Linked DNA regions of Mus musculus: region 2 is linked to region 1. A link is a loop called in an ENCODE intact Hi-C map of the cell type or tissue named here. Cell type or tissue: left cerebral cortex. All regions are shown on one strand.

Region 1 (8,000 bases):
GCAGACTGATGGCGCAAAGGGTAGGTTTAAATCTCCAACACTTACCTAGATATAAATCCTCTCCTACAGGGCCCTGCCCCATGCCTTCTCTCCCTTTGAGCTGGCTGCTGCTGGTTGCTTGATGATGATGGCGGCCAGTATTTTAAAAAATAGTAACAAAATTATTCACCGGCTTCTTTCCCCCCTGTGCCTCTGCGTGTGTGAGAGTGTGTGTGCGTGCGTGTGTGCGTGTCTGGCCGCGCGTGTCCCAGCGCTGAGCGAGCGGGCGGGCGGCGAGAGCGTGTGAGTGGTGTGTGTGTGTGTGTGTGTGTGTGTGTGTGTGTGTGTGTGTGTGTGTGTGTGTGTGTACTTGTGTGCAATTGTTACACGCTTTCGCCTCGCTCCAGCTTTTACCCCGGCAGCGTGATTCCCCGGGTTCTCTGCGGGCGGCGAGAGCGTGTGAGTGGTGTGTGTGTGTGTGTGTGTGTGTGTGTGTGTGTGTGTGTGTACTTGTGTGCAATTGTTACACGCTTTCGCCTCGCTCCAGCTTTTACCCCGGCAGCGTGATTCCCCGGGTTCTCCTGCCGCCGCCGCTGCGCCTCTTTCGCCGCTACTCGCGCGGCTCCGGGCGGGCGCGGGCTGCGTAGGAGCCGCCGGCGTGGGGCCGCGCTGCCTAGACTAGCCCCGGCTGCTTGTTTTGTCTCTGAAATTGACAAGGACGCAGGGAATCCGCTGCTAAATAATGTTTCTGGTAACTTTCACGTTATTCCTCCCCACCCTCAGCTCCTAGCCCCCGGGGAGGCACCGACCCTAGTCTTCCCTTGTCCTTGCCGTTCTCGGCCTGATTATTAGCGTTTTTCTTCTCTTTATTTTGTTTCATTTCGCCCTTTGATTTATTGGATCTCCTGGAGGAGGCGAAGGGGGGTAAGGGGTGGGATCCGGGGCTTCCTTCTCTTGCTAACTCCACTTCTCCCTGGGTTGGCTCGCTGGGGTTCTGCAGCCTCCAGCGGGAGCGGGGCCTCCCTGTGCCCCCCCACCCCCCACCCGGCGTCCCCGGCCTCTCCGCCTGATCTGCCTTCCCTGAATGCTGCTCTCGGCTCAGACTTTAATTTTAAAATTTACGACATCCTCTCCCAACTTTCAAATCTGTTTTTTCTCCTGGTTTGGTTTGTAGTGTGTTTAACTTGTGTCCGGTACTTTTCTTTTTTTCTGACTTTGTTTTTATTCTCTCTCTCTCTCTCTCTCTCTCTCTCTCTCTCTCTCTCTCTCTCATCCGTCTTTACACCCCCTATCTCTATTCCATCCCCACTCCTCTGTACCCTCTTTTCTTTGCTCCGGGTTCCTTTGCTTTCCTGCCTCTGCCCCCCTGGGTTCTCTCTTACTCTGTGCCACCGCCCCCTCCTCTTGCCCGGGCTCTGACAGTACGATGAGCTGCCCCATTACGGCGGGATGGACGGAGTAGGGGTTCCCGCTTCCATGTACGGAGACCCTCACGCGCCGCGGCCGATCCCCCCGGTTCACCACCTAAACCACGGGCCGCCGCTCCACGCCACGCAGCACTACGGCGCGCACGCCCCGCACCCCAATGTCATGCCAGCCAGCATGGGATCTGCTGTCAACGACGCCTTGAAAAGAGACAAGGACGCAATCTATGGGTAAACCGACCCCCGGACCCAGCTTACTGTGTGTGAGTGTGTGTGAGTGCGTGTGCTTGTCTCTGGTGGTGATGGTGGTGGTGGAGGTGGTGGTGATTGTGGTGGTGTTAGGGTGGACCAGGGAGGCTAAGTGGGGACTTAATTCTGCATGAGGAGACAGACTGCTTGCAGTAGAGAAAGACAAGGGAGAGAGCCTGATCTTGAGTCAAAGACCAGAAAAATAGAACCTTCTCTGCTCCCTTGGTTCGGCCTCTCCAGACCCCACGGTCCAATGTAAGAACTGAGTCTTTAAATCTTGCCGGCCGGGCCTTCTCCCCAAGGACACGAATCCTGGCCAAAAGGCACAGGGCTGGTTGTCTCGGGCTGCCTAACACAGGCCTTGATTAAGAGGAAAGTTTTCTGCAGCCGAGAAAAAACTTCCAGTTGCCCTTTCTTTCTTCTTTTCTCTCACTCTTTCTTCTTTCCTTTCTTTCTTTCTTTCTTTCTTTTTCTCCCTCCCCTCCCCTTTCTGCTTCCTACTGAGGGCCTGGGAGTCACTAAACGCAGCTTGAGCTGGAATCAGGGCAGCTTCTGTCGGCCAGGAAGTCCTAATCACTCACTTCTTAATTCTCTGTAAATAAAGGGGGCAGACCTTGAAGTGCAGCGGGGTGGAAGAGACTGCCGCTTACACACACAGCCGTTCTTGGGAGTCAGGGAAATGGCTGGAAATTATTTTATATTCGGAGAGATTAGGGAGGGGTGGGCAAGCACGGTCCAAGCGAGTACTAGCCCGGCTCTTCCGGCTGAGGGTAGGTGGGGAAGGCGGCGGGATGCCGAGGGGAGGGGACAGTGGGTAAACAGCAACTGAGCCTAAAGCCTGAGGCCTCAAGCATCCCGAGGTGTAGCTAAGCCGCCCGGAGGAACACAAAGGGCGTACGCGCCCGGCACTCACACTTCTAAGTTTTGAAACGCGGTTTATTTATTCTTGTGAGCTGCAACGCTGAGAGAAATGTGGTCTTTCGATGGAAGCTCTTTCTTGTTTAACATTCTTATTATTTTGGCCCTACTACCGGAGCTTTACTGGAAGCAGAACAAACAAGTTTATAAAGCAAAGGGTGGAGAGATGAGACCTTCTTAAAATCGTGAAAAGTCTCTCTCGTGTGGATGTTGGTGAAGCCCTCCGCCGGGTCTGAACCGCCCGTTAGATCAATTCAGAATGGGAGTGGGGGGCGGGAGGGCACCAAATAGCGCTCCCTGCCCTGGTTTGTGTGGCAGGCGTCTCTGGAGTGGGGTCTGGATCTACTCCGAGCTCTAAATTGCCTGGCCTTCTTGCGTATTTCATTACTTCCCAACTGAGTATATGTTTACTTGGCGGGCTAAAGTGGCCGGGGGCTTCTCCGAACTGATCTGAAAAGACCTGTGAACCCAGGGAAAAGGCCAGGCTGTTTCCTTTCTGTTTGTGGCCCAGGCTCGGCTGATTGAGGGTGTAGTGTGTTGCGTGCCTGTTGTATTAAAGAAGGAATGCAAACCCTCCAAACTTGTTGATTACAGTTCTTGCTCCTTCCCCTCTGCACCCCATCTCCGTGCGTGTGTCTCTGCGTGGCGCTGCCCGTTAGGCACCCGTTGTTTCCTCTGTTAGCTCTGGTTTTTGAGAAGTGCGAGCTGGCGACCTGCACTCCCCGGGAACCCGGAGTGGCCGGCGGAGACGTCTGTTCCTCTGACTCCTTCAACGAGGACATCGCGGTCTTCGCCAAGCAGGTCCAACCTTCTTGACCCGCTCACCCCCCACCCCACAGAAGCCCTCCACTCCCCCACCCCCTTCCTCCGAGTTTGACTTGAAAGAGGAGGAAAAGGCAAGACACCCGATCTGTTTCTCTGGCCCACTCGGCACTCTGCGCCTCCTCCCCACCCCTCAGCCTGGAGGCGAATTGGAAAGGGAGATAAATATGGGTGTTTGTTTTTCCCCCCAGCCAGGAATACAGGGGCTCGACCCTCGAATTAAAGTTGACCTGCTCCTAATCTGGGGCTTGGCCTTTTCCCCGCCTGCAGCTACTTGAACAAGAATTGGGGAGAGGGGCTGGGAGGGACCTGGGAGTGCCCGGGAGCAAAGGAAACAAGGCGCCTGGCAGTGAGGTCTGCACAGGCACCGAGGTGCTGGAGATGGGGGGACCCAGCCTCTGACCCGGCTGCAGAAGCGGGTACTGAGGATCTACGAGCCGCCTTGCCTACCCTGCTACAACTGAAGTAGAGTATGGCTCTCCCCACCAGATCAGGACCTGAAGGCCCTGCTGTTTCTCCAGCGACCCAACTCACTTAAGACACCAATCTGTTTCTTGAATTTTACCAAAGCCCCTGTCCTCTCTTCTGCCCCTGCCCTTCCAGAGAACCGGGTCCCACAACCCAGAGTAGTGGCCGATAGGGTTTTTCTGTTTTTAAATGGGCTGAAGATTCATTCTGACTTTCCCTGCTTCCTATAGGTTCGCGCCGAAAAGCCTCTTTTTTCCTCAAACCCAGAGCTGGATAATTTGGTAAGGCTCAATGTTTCTTGCTTGTCTCCAGCCTCGGGGCCCCGTCCCAAACTCAGAGTCACCCACTTGCTCCTGGAGCTCCATGGAGTTTCGGCAGAGCCCTCCTAGGAAAACACAGGGGAAGAGACTTATTTAGAGCCCCTACGTGGAAGGCGAGCCAGGGGCGGTATGGGCCTTAGGGGCTAAGAAGCCCACCGAGGCAGCCGCAGGCGCCGCGGCGCAGAGCCGAGTAGGGATGCTTCCCAGGTCTTGGCCTCGAGAGTAAGCGGCAAGAAGGGAGTGATTTCCTCTACAGGCCGGGGGAGGCATTGGAGCCCCAGGCCGCTGCCCTGAAGGAAGTAACTGCTCCGGCAGTGGCAGCGAAAGGCGGGCTAGGACTGGGTTGGGGGTGAGGGGCTATCCTGCGCAGGCCACTTTTAGGTGCAATTCTTTTGCTAATTTGCAGGATTTCAATATTAAAAGTACTTAAATCCCCTTTCAAAGGCCCAGCCTCTCCATTCATCTGGAGTATTTCCTTCTTCTGAGAGGAGGTTTGCTCTGAGTCTGCAGTTCTAAAAAGGCTTTTCTGTCCAAAGAAATAGCTCTCTTCTCTTCTCTTCTCTTCTCTTCTCTTCTCTTCTCTTCTCTTCTCTTCTCTTCTCTTCTCTTCTCTTCTCTTCTCTTCTCTCTTATTTTTCTTCTATTATCTCTCCTTCCTCCTCCTTCCCCTCCTCCTCCCCCCTCCTCCTCCTCCTCCAATTTGACCTGAGGTGGAGGGTAGGAGGAGACTGTAAAAGAGGAATGGGGTGGAGTAAGACCTGGTGGGAGAATGCAAGCTGTACCAACACCACACTGTGAGGACTGGGTGGGGTGGGGGTGGGGTGGGGGAATTCATACTAAGGCTGCCTGTATACTAATTCCCACTACTGTAGCCAATGAGGCAGAGATGATCAGTAATAATTTGGTTTTCTTATTTCTTGGTGTGTGAATTTTGCCCGGCCACCTGCTGGTTTCTTCTTTCTTTGCCCAATTTCCTCAGCACACTGACCTTCACACACACACACACACACACACACACACACACACAACTTGCATGTGTTAGAACCCTAACTCTATCCTATTAAATTTCCCTTTCAGATGATACAAGCAATTCAAGTACTAAGGTTTCATCTTCTGGAGTTAGAAAAGGTAAGCAGGAAACAACAGTCCGAATTTTGATTCTCTCAACCAGATGATTGGAGATGCTACAAGCCTCCAGACTGAGGGATTACACATCTGGAGATGTTGATCACGTTTTTATTTCCCTCCTTTATAGACTTCTTAACCCAGGGGCTCAGAGGATATGGGAATCAGGGCAGCTCTGACTTTTAAAGCCCCCACCCCCAGGCGCTCAGGATTATTTGAAGTACAGCAAGAGCCATTTGTGTTGCTGGACACAATGTCTACTTGTGTCTCTATTAGCTTAGCTTATCGTGGACCCAGTGCTCTTGCTAGGTGCAAGCAGAGAGAAGAGTCCTCTCTGGGGTGTCTTTGCCTTGATACATAGATCAATCATTTCCCCAGGAAACATACACAACAGAATCACAAATGTCCCTAATTCTAGTGTTTAAATGCTTCTGAGTTACCAAATCACACTTTCATCTCTGCTTCCCCAGTCTGAACTCAGTTACTTCCAGTTCAGTTTCTTTCTTTCTTGTAACTTGTTGCTCTGGGGAGTCTCTGGAGGATAATATCTATTGCCACAATTGCCCTATTGTTTCCTTGCCTTCAACTCTTACACCCCTTAATTAGAGTTATTTTGGAAGACATCACATTGTTGCTCTCTACAAATGTAACCTTGCAACCTGATATTCTTCCCCTTTAAAAAATGAAACCTATAAAGACAACCTGAGCTGAGCCCTCGCCATGACCCTCCTCCTAGGTCCACGAACTATGTGATAACTTCTGCCACCGGTACATTAGCTGTTTGAAGGGAAAAATGCCCATTGACCTCGTGATTGATGAGAGAGATGGAAGCTCCAAGTCAGATCATGAAGAACTTTCAGGCTCCTCCACAAATCTCGCCGACCACGTAAGTCTGCAGAGCCCGTGGAGTTCTCTGAAGGCCACTGGGCAAAGCATTTTTTTTTAAATCGTTTAGTTGCTTTTGGAGTTATCTCTCCCTTTCTCACTATAAGTGTCATGGCCTTTCTTTTGATTTCCCCTTTCTTGGACCCTGTTCTTATTTATGGTGAGAGTCTAAGAACCAGGGAGTTGATAGAATAATTTGTGCTCTTCATGTGTGAAGTTGCCTGAACCTGGTGGCTTGGGAGTTAGTAAATTCTCTTTTGGCATGACGGTCTCAGTCTTTTCTGGGTTCTTTCTGTGTGTAATCAAGGCATAGCAAGAGGTAGCAAGAGACAAGACAGTTATCTGGAAAGGAAGGAATGGAGAGAGAGAGAGAGAGAGAGAGAGAGAGAGAGAGAGAGAGAAGCAACTGAGAAAAGGGGGTGCCTATTTCTTTCCTAGAGAAGACAACCCTGAGAATTCCTGGCAATTTTGTCTTGCATTGACAATAAAAGGAGTGAATGAACACATTACAAGTCTCAGGACTTTTTGCTCATAGAAACTTATTGTCAGAATATGGTCTTATTGCCAAGTGCCTGAAGCATCTCTATAATAAAAGACAGCAACCTTGATGAACCAATTTTTTACACTGTATTACAAGAGCTGAAGGGAATGAAGGCTGAGTTACCGTAGGTTAGTGTTTGAGCTTTAACACTTTAACAGTTGGTGGCTGAGGATGGAGAGTGTGGAAGATACCCGTGGATGTCAAGCCAGGAAAGGAGATTTCTATTCTCTGTTCTTATTCTTATTTTGGAACTGATCTACTGAATCTGATGGGGTGGAGGGAAGCATATGTAGTGATACTCGAAATCTGTAGAAGAAGCAAAGAGAAGAAAGATTGCAGCTGGCAGGGATGAAGGGGAAGGCAAGGGTGCTGAGGTTAAAGAGTGGGTGTGAATAGCACTGTATTTTGGGGAACTCAAGCCGGGAAGTGGGGGACAGGGTATCTATGCATTCATTTGAACTCACAACCTAAACGACATAGGCCAGTGTCTGGGTAATTTCATGGCTTAAATATTAATTTAACACCCCAATAGAAGTTAAACAGGCATTGAGGTTTGAAGGCAGTTTGCATTACCCTCCCTCAAATTCCTGGGTCTGAAGAGGAATGAAATGCGCTACCTGAGGAATAATAGCTTTTCTGTGAGTTCTCTTTTTCCTCTACTAAAAGTTTTGAAAAGAAGCAGCCATTGATTTTAAAGACTAACCTTTGTACTACACAAGATAGCAGCCTAAAAGTTCAAGATAGTGAAAGAAAGATAGGATGCCCAGTCCTGTAATGAAATGAATGGGCTGCTCAAAGCCCCTCTACCCGTCCTGATCCTTACCTGTTTCCAAAGCAATGGAGGAAATGGTCTCCGAGCAGCCTTGTACCTTGTATGTATTAAGTGAATTCAAAAAGGTGTGGTAGCTATTGGCATTTTCTTTGCTTCTCTGTGTCTCAACAGTGTGTGCCCTTGTGGTCCAAGTGACATGTTAGCTTCATAAGTATTGCTTTATTTTTGTCCTTTACTTATTCCCCTCGCTGTCTGTTTCTGAGCTGTATGCATTTGCACTGTGGGAGTGGAGATGAAGAGGGTTGGATTTACATAGTTTGCAGCACGAGGGGTCCCTAGTTCTTCCTACTTCGGAAGCTTATCTGGTGTTATTTTGTGTGGTCGTGACTACTTGGTTTTCGACAACAGTTTCTTGACAATGCTTTTTCTGGTGGATGTATGGAGTCAGGTTGTGCTGATGTTTACGTAGAAGAAATAAGATACTCCAGTCGGTTTAG
Region 2 (8,000 bases), 100 kb after region 1:
GGGCACCGCTGCACTTCGGCATGTGTTTAGAGACATGATTCAGTACATATTCTGTATGTTTACTACATGATCCAGTACATGTTCTGTACCATGCATCACACATGGGTCCTCATAACTTTCTAACTCCAGGATTTCCTAACTCTCTTACTCCAGGATCTCCCGTCCTTCCTGACCCAGAGTTAGCAAAATGCCACACACACACACACACACACACACACACCCCTTTTTTTCCTTCCTGACAAAAAGTAGAGGTGCTTTTCAGCTTAAAGGCCCACAATAAAATTTAATCCAGAATGCCCCCTGAGCTTCTCCGGGTACTATGTTTATTTGCTTTCTTCTGTTTTAAAGGAGCTGGTAGCTGACTTTCATTCTTAGCCTTAATCAGATTCTCTGATTAAGAATTCTTCAAACACACCACAAAGTAAGCAGTCTTCCCTCTCACATCTGGCAGTTTTCACAGAAAGAGCAACATGCTCAAGGCAGAGCTCAAAATAGAACCTATATTTTCAACGTTTGAATCCCTGAGCTATCTCTGTGCAGAGCCTCTCACTCTCAACTTTCCAGCCGTGGTGGGTATTCACCCTCCCAGCCCTCGAGCCTTCCCATCTAGACTCACAGCTCTGTTTGGCTGTCTGGTTTTGGAAAGGTCAGGGGAGGAGAAAGACATCTCTGACAGTGAATAGAATAGCCACAGGAGGCCAATGCAAAGATGCAACCTCAGAATGATTTGATGCACATTATTCTTAGCGGCCAAGACAATGGAGAAGAAAACAGGCAGATAAAGATCTTGGTCTAAGTCTAAGTAAGACCAGTCTGCCCTCCGTGGCCAAGGGAGAGATGGAAGGAAGCACAGGAGAGTCAGGCCACCTGCCAGGGAGCCCTTCGTTCACTCCGGCATCAATACATCTTACCAACTTGTGGAAGTTAAGGACATGCGACTTGATCAAGTAGTAAGAAGGAAATGCATTTGCTTTTCGGAGAAAATCTTGTTAAAGATTTGTGTTTCCTTCGGCACATCCTGACTTTGTTCTGGAGAAACTCACAATTAGGCTCAAGGCTCCATATTGACAAGCAGGAGACAGGATAAGAGAATCCAATCTGCAGCAAAGACTCATTTACATTATTAGTTATCGTAAGGGCAGATAAAAAAGGGTGCAGGGAGCTAGGTCTTTAGTATCTCTGTATGTTGTCACCAAGAGACATTGGCCTCCTAGCTGATGACTGCTCTGCATTCTTCACTGTGGACACCCAGAGCTGATGAAAAGAATCGAGATGCTTGTCAACAGAACGGAAAGCTGGACTCCATCAAAACAATGTTAGTCTCTGAGACTAATGACTTTTGCAGCCATTTGTTTTAGTTTGGAACTGAATGAGAAAATTGTTCTAGATAACAGTGACTTGGTCTTGTTTCCTAAGCATCTATTGGAAAAAGAGAAGTAGAAGTATTAATCAGTACTTTAAACACATAGCGCGCACACACACACACACACACACACACACACACACACACACAGTCAAGTTCATGCATATATACACACAGACACATATACATGTATACACATATACACACACTCAAACACACACAAAGACCTAAATACAATCACACATACTTAAACAGATCAGATTAGAAACAGTGATTAACCAGGCCAGAGATCTAACTCCAGCCTGCCTAGCAAAACTATTAACAAACAGAATCATGCAAAATAAGAAAAATTCATATTTTATTGTTCATATGTCACAACAATAATATGTTTGATAAAATGTGACATTCCTAAATGTGCCTGCCTCCATTTTTGTTGTTGTTATTTTTTTTAAGAGCTGTACATTGAGCTGATGAACAGCCTCTAGGGGCAGGATAGGATCATGCTTATTTCCCATTCAGCTTGTGAAGGGGAAGAAAATTAATGAAAGAAAATAGCATAATAGCTTTGCAAATCGAGTAAAAGGCTTAACAGAGATCAAGGATCAATTAATTTAAAAATCTTGATTACTAAATATTTTCCGTGAAGAACAGATGAATTCTTCACTTGAAAAGTCTCAGAAATCTGCAAGTAAGAACTGTCAATAAAGACAAAAGAAGTTTAAGGGGCAAAAGCCACACGGGAAAAAAAGTTTAAAAAAAAATAGGTGATTGTCTAAAATTCTTTTGTTAGACAGTCTAAAATGATGAGCAATTAAAAATAAGAGCAGAAACATGGTGGTCTGTGTGGAGGACCATATGAAAATGGTTACTGTGCAGGCCAAATTATCGATAGGCTTTCCATAAACCAGCAGGTAATTTATAGATACTGCGGTATCGACGATTTCCCTGTGGCTGCATTTGGAGTGGAGAACAGAGGCGGTCACTGCATCGTCGGAGGGCAATGAAATGTCTGTAAGTTGTGATCTGCCGGCATGTAATAACTCGATCTGCTTCATGCAGACAAAATATATTAAAAGTATGGACGAGTGAAGTTTGTGCCCCAGGGAAAAGGCGAGATAATGCATTGAAATTGTTCAGAGGTAGTTAGATGCCTAATGGTCTAATATGTGAGCTATGTGAGGTCTGAGGTCTGGTTCTCATAAATTCTGGCTAGACTGATCCTGTAATTTCAAGCAAAGGATAAAAGCGTTAGTCAGAATCATCAGTGTTCAAGGTCCATGCTGCTGGATATTATTCATGGAAAGATGTTAAAAAGAAGATACACACTTTAAAAGGAATGCCGCAGAGTGTAATTGATGGTCTTGCATATATGCATGTTTGTGTTTGAAAATCACACACCTCCATGCGCAGAATGAGCTGTTTAATGAAATAAATTAGCTTGAAATTGACATAAACCTTCACCGCTTTGCCACTACAGGATAGATTTCTGATAAAATAATGTACTGCTTCAAAAACCACGTAGGATCTAATTATTTCAACTTCAAACTGACATATCTGTGTTAAAAATTGGAGTTAAAAAATGTTTGTAATAAAAATTTACCATTGCACATGGAATAATTTAAAACCAATTTGGATGGATTCAGGAGTGATTAGAGGAAAAAGGTCCCAAGACATTTGGTAGCCTTATAAATGATTTCACAAACCATGTGAAGATTAGCCAACCAATTACACTGGCGGAAGGTGGCATCCTCAGATTAGAAAAGCAAGTCTCTTACACATCAACGAGACTTTTGGAACTGAGTAGACGGTGGTTCTGAAGAGCCGCACTAAGACTCTCCTTTATGCAATTTATTTCATCACGATGGCAGAAGTTTTGAGGTTTTCATTTGCAGTTTTTTTTTTCTTTTTATAACCAGCTCACTTGTGTTTGAGTCTGCAGTATATTTATACAGTCTTTCCTGCCAGAATCTTTGACAGTATTTTTAAATGCTTTCCCTCGCTGCCTAGGTTATAGTCAAGCACCACGCTCTTAGGTTCCCCCAACTATACCACCCACACATGCATCGTGAATAGAGATGTGCATAGGTTTTCTCCTTCTTCTTGTGTAAAACAAAGTGTTCAATCTAAAATTACTCTGTTGGGACACTGAAAAATTATCTCTACCCATCACGCACCTTGTGGAAGAAACTGGTAAGCACTTGCATTTATCCCTGGTGACAAGGCTATCAGTCTAAACAGTTGTTCCAAAAGGCCCACAGTCACACACACAGAGGTGTAATTTACATTGTCTTTATTAGTATTTTACTTCGAAGCTTTTCAGTGGATTTTACTGTGATCTTAACAGAGATTCCTTCTGAACTCACCTGGAAGTATTTGAAGGTTCTGTTTCCAGTTGATTGTACAAGCTTGACTTTTAAGATGGCTGAAATACTTGACCCTAAGGGCTGGCCTCTTGGAGCCCTTCTCTTCTAATGCTTATAAGAAAGACATTAGTACATAGGAGGTGATGCTCCTCATGCATGAAACAAAGACAACTTGAAGCTTAGGGCTACTGCTGAAATCCTCAAATCTCACTTCTCTGCTTATATGTATCTAACCTTTTGTTCAGAACAAACAGAGCATGCACTCACCCACACACTACTCCTGTTGAGGAAATATACTGGCAAATCTTCCTCTGCGGAGTAGATCAAAAAGGAAGGTCATAAAGAATCACACTATACTTCCATGTTGGTGTCCCAAGAGACCTTGCGAGTGAACAAGTGTTCATGGGAGTCAGAGGACAGCTTGAGGGAGTCCTTTCGCTCTGTCCACCATGTGAGAAATTGAGTCCCAGCCTGTTGGTTCAGACTTGGTGACAATCACCTTTACCCACTGAGCCATCTTGTTGGTCTAGCACACTGTTTTTAAGTGAAAGTATGTGAGTTATTTAAAGGCTTGGATCCTAGACAATAAAATTTGCCTCATTTAAATAATTGTAAAATAGAGAAAGATTCCAGAATTGAACTCTCCCAAGGCTTTCTCTACTTAGTAATAAGAGAACCCTAGCAACATGGTACTCTGGTGACATTAGTGGTGTGTCTTGGATTTTTCTGGTGACCTTCTGCTGAACATTTCTGGTGACAAGATGACTCTATGACAGTCCTCCACTACAGATGCTTTGTAAGGCTCAGTAGGGCAGTTGGTTTTCAACCTTGGATCAATTGCTTTGTCTGTTAAGACAACTCATAGCTTTAGCAGGAAGGGTAAAGGGATTGGAAATTCAGAATTAGTTTACATTTTCTATCCAAAGTTAGGTAATATGATTACCTTTTGATTATTCCAATTGTAAACATCTCAAGGCTAAAACTCTGAGCCTGTGCTAGAAAGCATGAGCAAGTCCCCTCCCACCTCCCCTCTCCCTCCCCTCCCTCCTGTGCCAAATCTTTTCCAGATTGTTTGTAAAATGAAATTATCTAATTTCACGAGTATTTGTTCTGAGAAAGTATTACAATCTCTGGTTTAAACAAAAAAAAAAAAGTATCCAGAGACAGTTTCAAGGCCTCATATCTTCAAGCAAGGTCTGCCCGGTCCATGAAATATTAACCTGGATTCAATGGGAACAAGAACTTTCTGGGCCAAACATCCCAGAGTCTATGTGTAAAATAGCCAGAAAATGGACACTTTGAGCTGCAGCTTAAGGGTCATGACTAAGGCCAACCAGTTGAATTCTCAGATTACTTTGTTCCAAACTTCTATAGGTCAACCTATAAAACATTGTGATTGAACAAAACACAGAAGAAAAAAACAGTTTGAGAGGCCTTTAGCAAGCAGTATATGCTGATAATTGTCTTAATTGGTTATTTTTGTTCATGAATTTATACCCCCCAAATCAAACTGTACCAGGAATTTATTGAGGACATGTTAATATCCACCGAGGCACTGTTTCAAAATGTACATCTGCTTGCTTAATTATAATATTTCGGAACTTGTAACTCCTGCCACTATTAAATTTCGTTTTTTTTTTTAAAAGAAGACTTTAAGAATCAGTGCTGAATTATTAATTTGAACATTATGAACTTTGCGTGTTCTAAGTATAGAGGAAGAAATGCTGAGCTAATTAGACTAATTAATCTAGTTGATTACAGTATATTTATTCGAGGAGAGTTAGTCGAGCAGACCCAAAAGTTTCAACACTCTTCACACACTCTTCACTAAAGCTGTAAGTGCAGCACATGAGTGAGCTGGGGCAGAAAAAAAAGCTATTGGATTCAAGATCAATACTTCAGTATGTGTTTTCATCACTGGATAAAGAATAAAGTTTGATAGGTTTAAGCATTTGCATTTGTGCCTGCATTATGTCTCCAACACCCACAAAGTGTACTAGCCCACAGCATGTAAAAATTTTTACATGGCAAAAACAAGCCCTGTCTGGAGCAGTTTATGTTCATTTTCTTCAGAATGTTTCTCCCACTGCCTTGTTTAAATGGTGCAAACTATGGCATGGCATGCAAGAAATAAGCTCTCTGCTAAATGCCCTGCTTACAAGAATGTAAGTAAAGTCAGAGTTCACAAAATGGCGTCTTTCTTGCTTTATGGCAAAACCCACATTGAATATGTTTAATTTAAATGTAGTCACTGGCTCTATCCCAGGATAACAGAATAAGATGTGGAATATGCCCAAACCAAACTTCTAAAAGTTTGTGTTAAATTAAAGGGTATTCCTTTGCATTTGCCCTAAAAATAAGAATAAAAAATCTTGGTGATTTTGTTGCAGACCTAATAGAAGTTATCTCTGTATAGAGCACTCCATGTAGGGGAATGGTACAGCTTTCTACTTTAGCCTGATGCTTGGTAAACAAATCCCCTGAGCAGGAAGTATGGCTAATGTTGTTCTCACAAAGTGCCTAATGCGGTGTTGACATTCTCAGATGTTAAGTACCATATTTTAATATGAAGGGAAAGTGCCATGCTTTCATGAGGTGGAGATGGAGAACGGTATTACATGCCACCAGTTCACAGAAAAGAGAGAGGCACTGAATTCACATTCCTGTACTCCTCCCTGCAGAACTCCAGGCCGGCTGTCTTGTGTTTAGCACATGTTACATTTACATTTCCTGGATTGTCAGGGCATGCATCTTTTCTAAAGAGCAGAGCTCATCCAAAAGTTTTCCATGTGGGCCTGTTGTTTTCTGGAAAGTGCCTTCCCTCTCACATTATTTTACTAAGACCATTAATTTTTGGGTTCCTTTTAGAAATCTATAATACATTTAAAACATCCAAATCATATATTTCAAATGAATGCCTTGAATGGTACTTAGTTATGTATAAGAACACTGGCAAACCAGACTTACTAACTGTTTACATAAGCTCAATATTACCACAGGGCTTCTGATATCTTTCCTTTTCTGATTTGTTCTTCAGATAGGAAAGAAATAAGCCAAAACAATAATGATCTCTTAAAAATCTAGGCAAATAACAGATATTGTGCACAGCTCAGACACTGAAAATTATTTATCTACTGTGATTAATTATTTCTATACCAGCTCTATTGGCTAATTTGCTGTTTGGCAAAATTAAATTTTGTACCAGCAATTTCACAAAGTGTAGATGTGTTTATTCACTTACCTGGCAGGTTTAAATTTTAATTCAAATGTTATTTCAGTGGGAGTGTCTGAAAAATGAAATTGTCCCATTTTCAAGGAGTCTGTAGCCTCCCGCAGGGCACTAGCAAGTAAACCAACCTACTATTCTCTAGCAGATTTGCAATGGGACATTCAGGAAGTCCCTGGCGGCCACTGAACAAACATCACTAAACCACCAGCTGAACAGTATTGTGACTATGGCCTCCAACAATGAGGTCAGTGGAGATAGCAGCACACAGAGTGGAGAGTTCCATCAATCTAGTTAGGCCCATGGTGACTTCATTTCTACTTGGAAGAATTCAAGAAGAGTTTCTATGACTTAGGACAAGTAAGGAAACACTGGGCAGCTATGCTCCAGCCCTCAGCATGGTACAATCAGGGTTGACTCTGGATGGAAGGTCAGGGGAGCTGTGAGGAAATTGATACTGAATAAACGGTCCAGAACTTAAATCCAGCATGCCAGGTCTCTTTTGATTGGACTTTCTAAATACCAACATGAATGAGTTTGTAAATGCAGGCAGTACATTTGCCTGTATGGGACAAAGTAGATGACTATAACAGTGTTGGCCCATGATATACTGGAGTGGAAGTTAAATGGTAACTGGTGAGGCCTATTTCCTTCTGTCCCCATGGGTCTCTAATTGGTCCTGACACATGTCAGGTACTGATTTTCCTTCATGCTGGTTTGTTTAACTCTCAGTTCACAGAATTCTAAGTGTTCAGTGATCATTAAGGAGTACATAACTGGAGGAAGTATCAGGCATGAAAGATAACAAGAAATTTGGTGGTAGCTTAAAATTTGAAAGGAAAGGGATTAATTAAAGATGTCTTTATAGTAACCATATATATAGTAACTCTGATTCTAAAGTCTATAAAACGGAACTTCAGTTGTGTTTGCTGCTATTGTTATTTAACTGCTGCTCTTTTTATTTTTTAATCTTTGTAATCTTTCAGCTGTGTATTGCTTCAGTGTCTTGTTCCCTGACGGGATAAGGTTATCTAGTCATTAATAATTT

What was found. A loop is a pair of places that touch in the nucleus more often than their neighbours do. Peaks named below come from ENCODE experiments on the same cell type or tissue, not always from the same donor. Only the 100,000 strongest peaks of a DNase experiment are listed, where the experiment ranks them.
Region 2: a loop joins it to region 1, with 2.1 times the contacts of the local background. A loop is called at or near these places in 2 of 42 quality-filtered maps.

The regions. Positions count from the first base shown.
Region 1 is chr2:116,056,822-116,064,821 of GRCm38, reverse strand. It overlaps Meis2 (Meis homeobox 2), which reads left to right. Exons shown (of 12, transcript NM_001159568.1): 1 at 1-20; 2 at 1,402-1,634; 3 at 3,230-3,371; 4 at 4,091-4,141; 5 at 5,258-5,308; 6 at 6,042-6,191. The coding sequence starts at 9. Among named protein-coding and RNA genes, the nearest start is that of Meis2, 4.2 kb to the left of the region's middle. In left cerebral cortex, no CTCF peak of the experiment used is centred here; DNase peaks (open chromatin) are centred at 3,209, 3,793, 4,271, 6,956 and 7 more places; H3K4me3 peaks cover 5,845 bases; H3K27ac peaks cover 4,750 bases.
Region 2 is chr2:115,956,162-115,964,161 of GRCm38, reverse strand. The region is part of intron 8 of Meis2 (Meis homeobox 2); the gene reads left to right. Among named protein-coding and RNA genes, the nearest start is that of Meis2, 100 kb to the left of the region's middle. In left cerebral cortex, CTCF peaks have their summits at 1,850 and 3,548; DNase peaks (open chromatin) are centred at 539, 746, 3,334 and 4,187.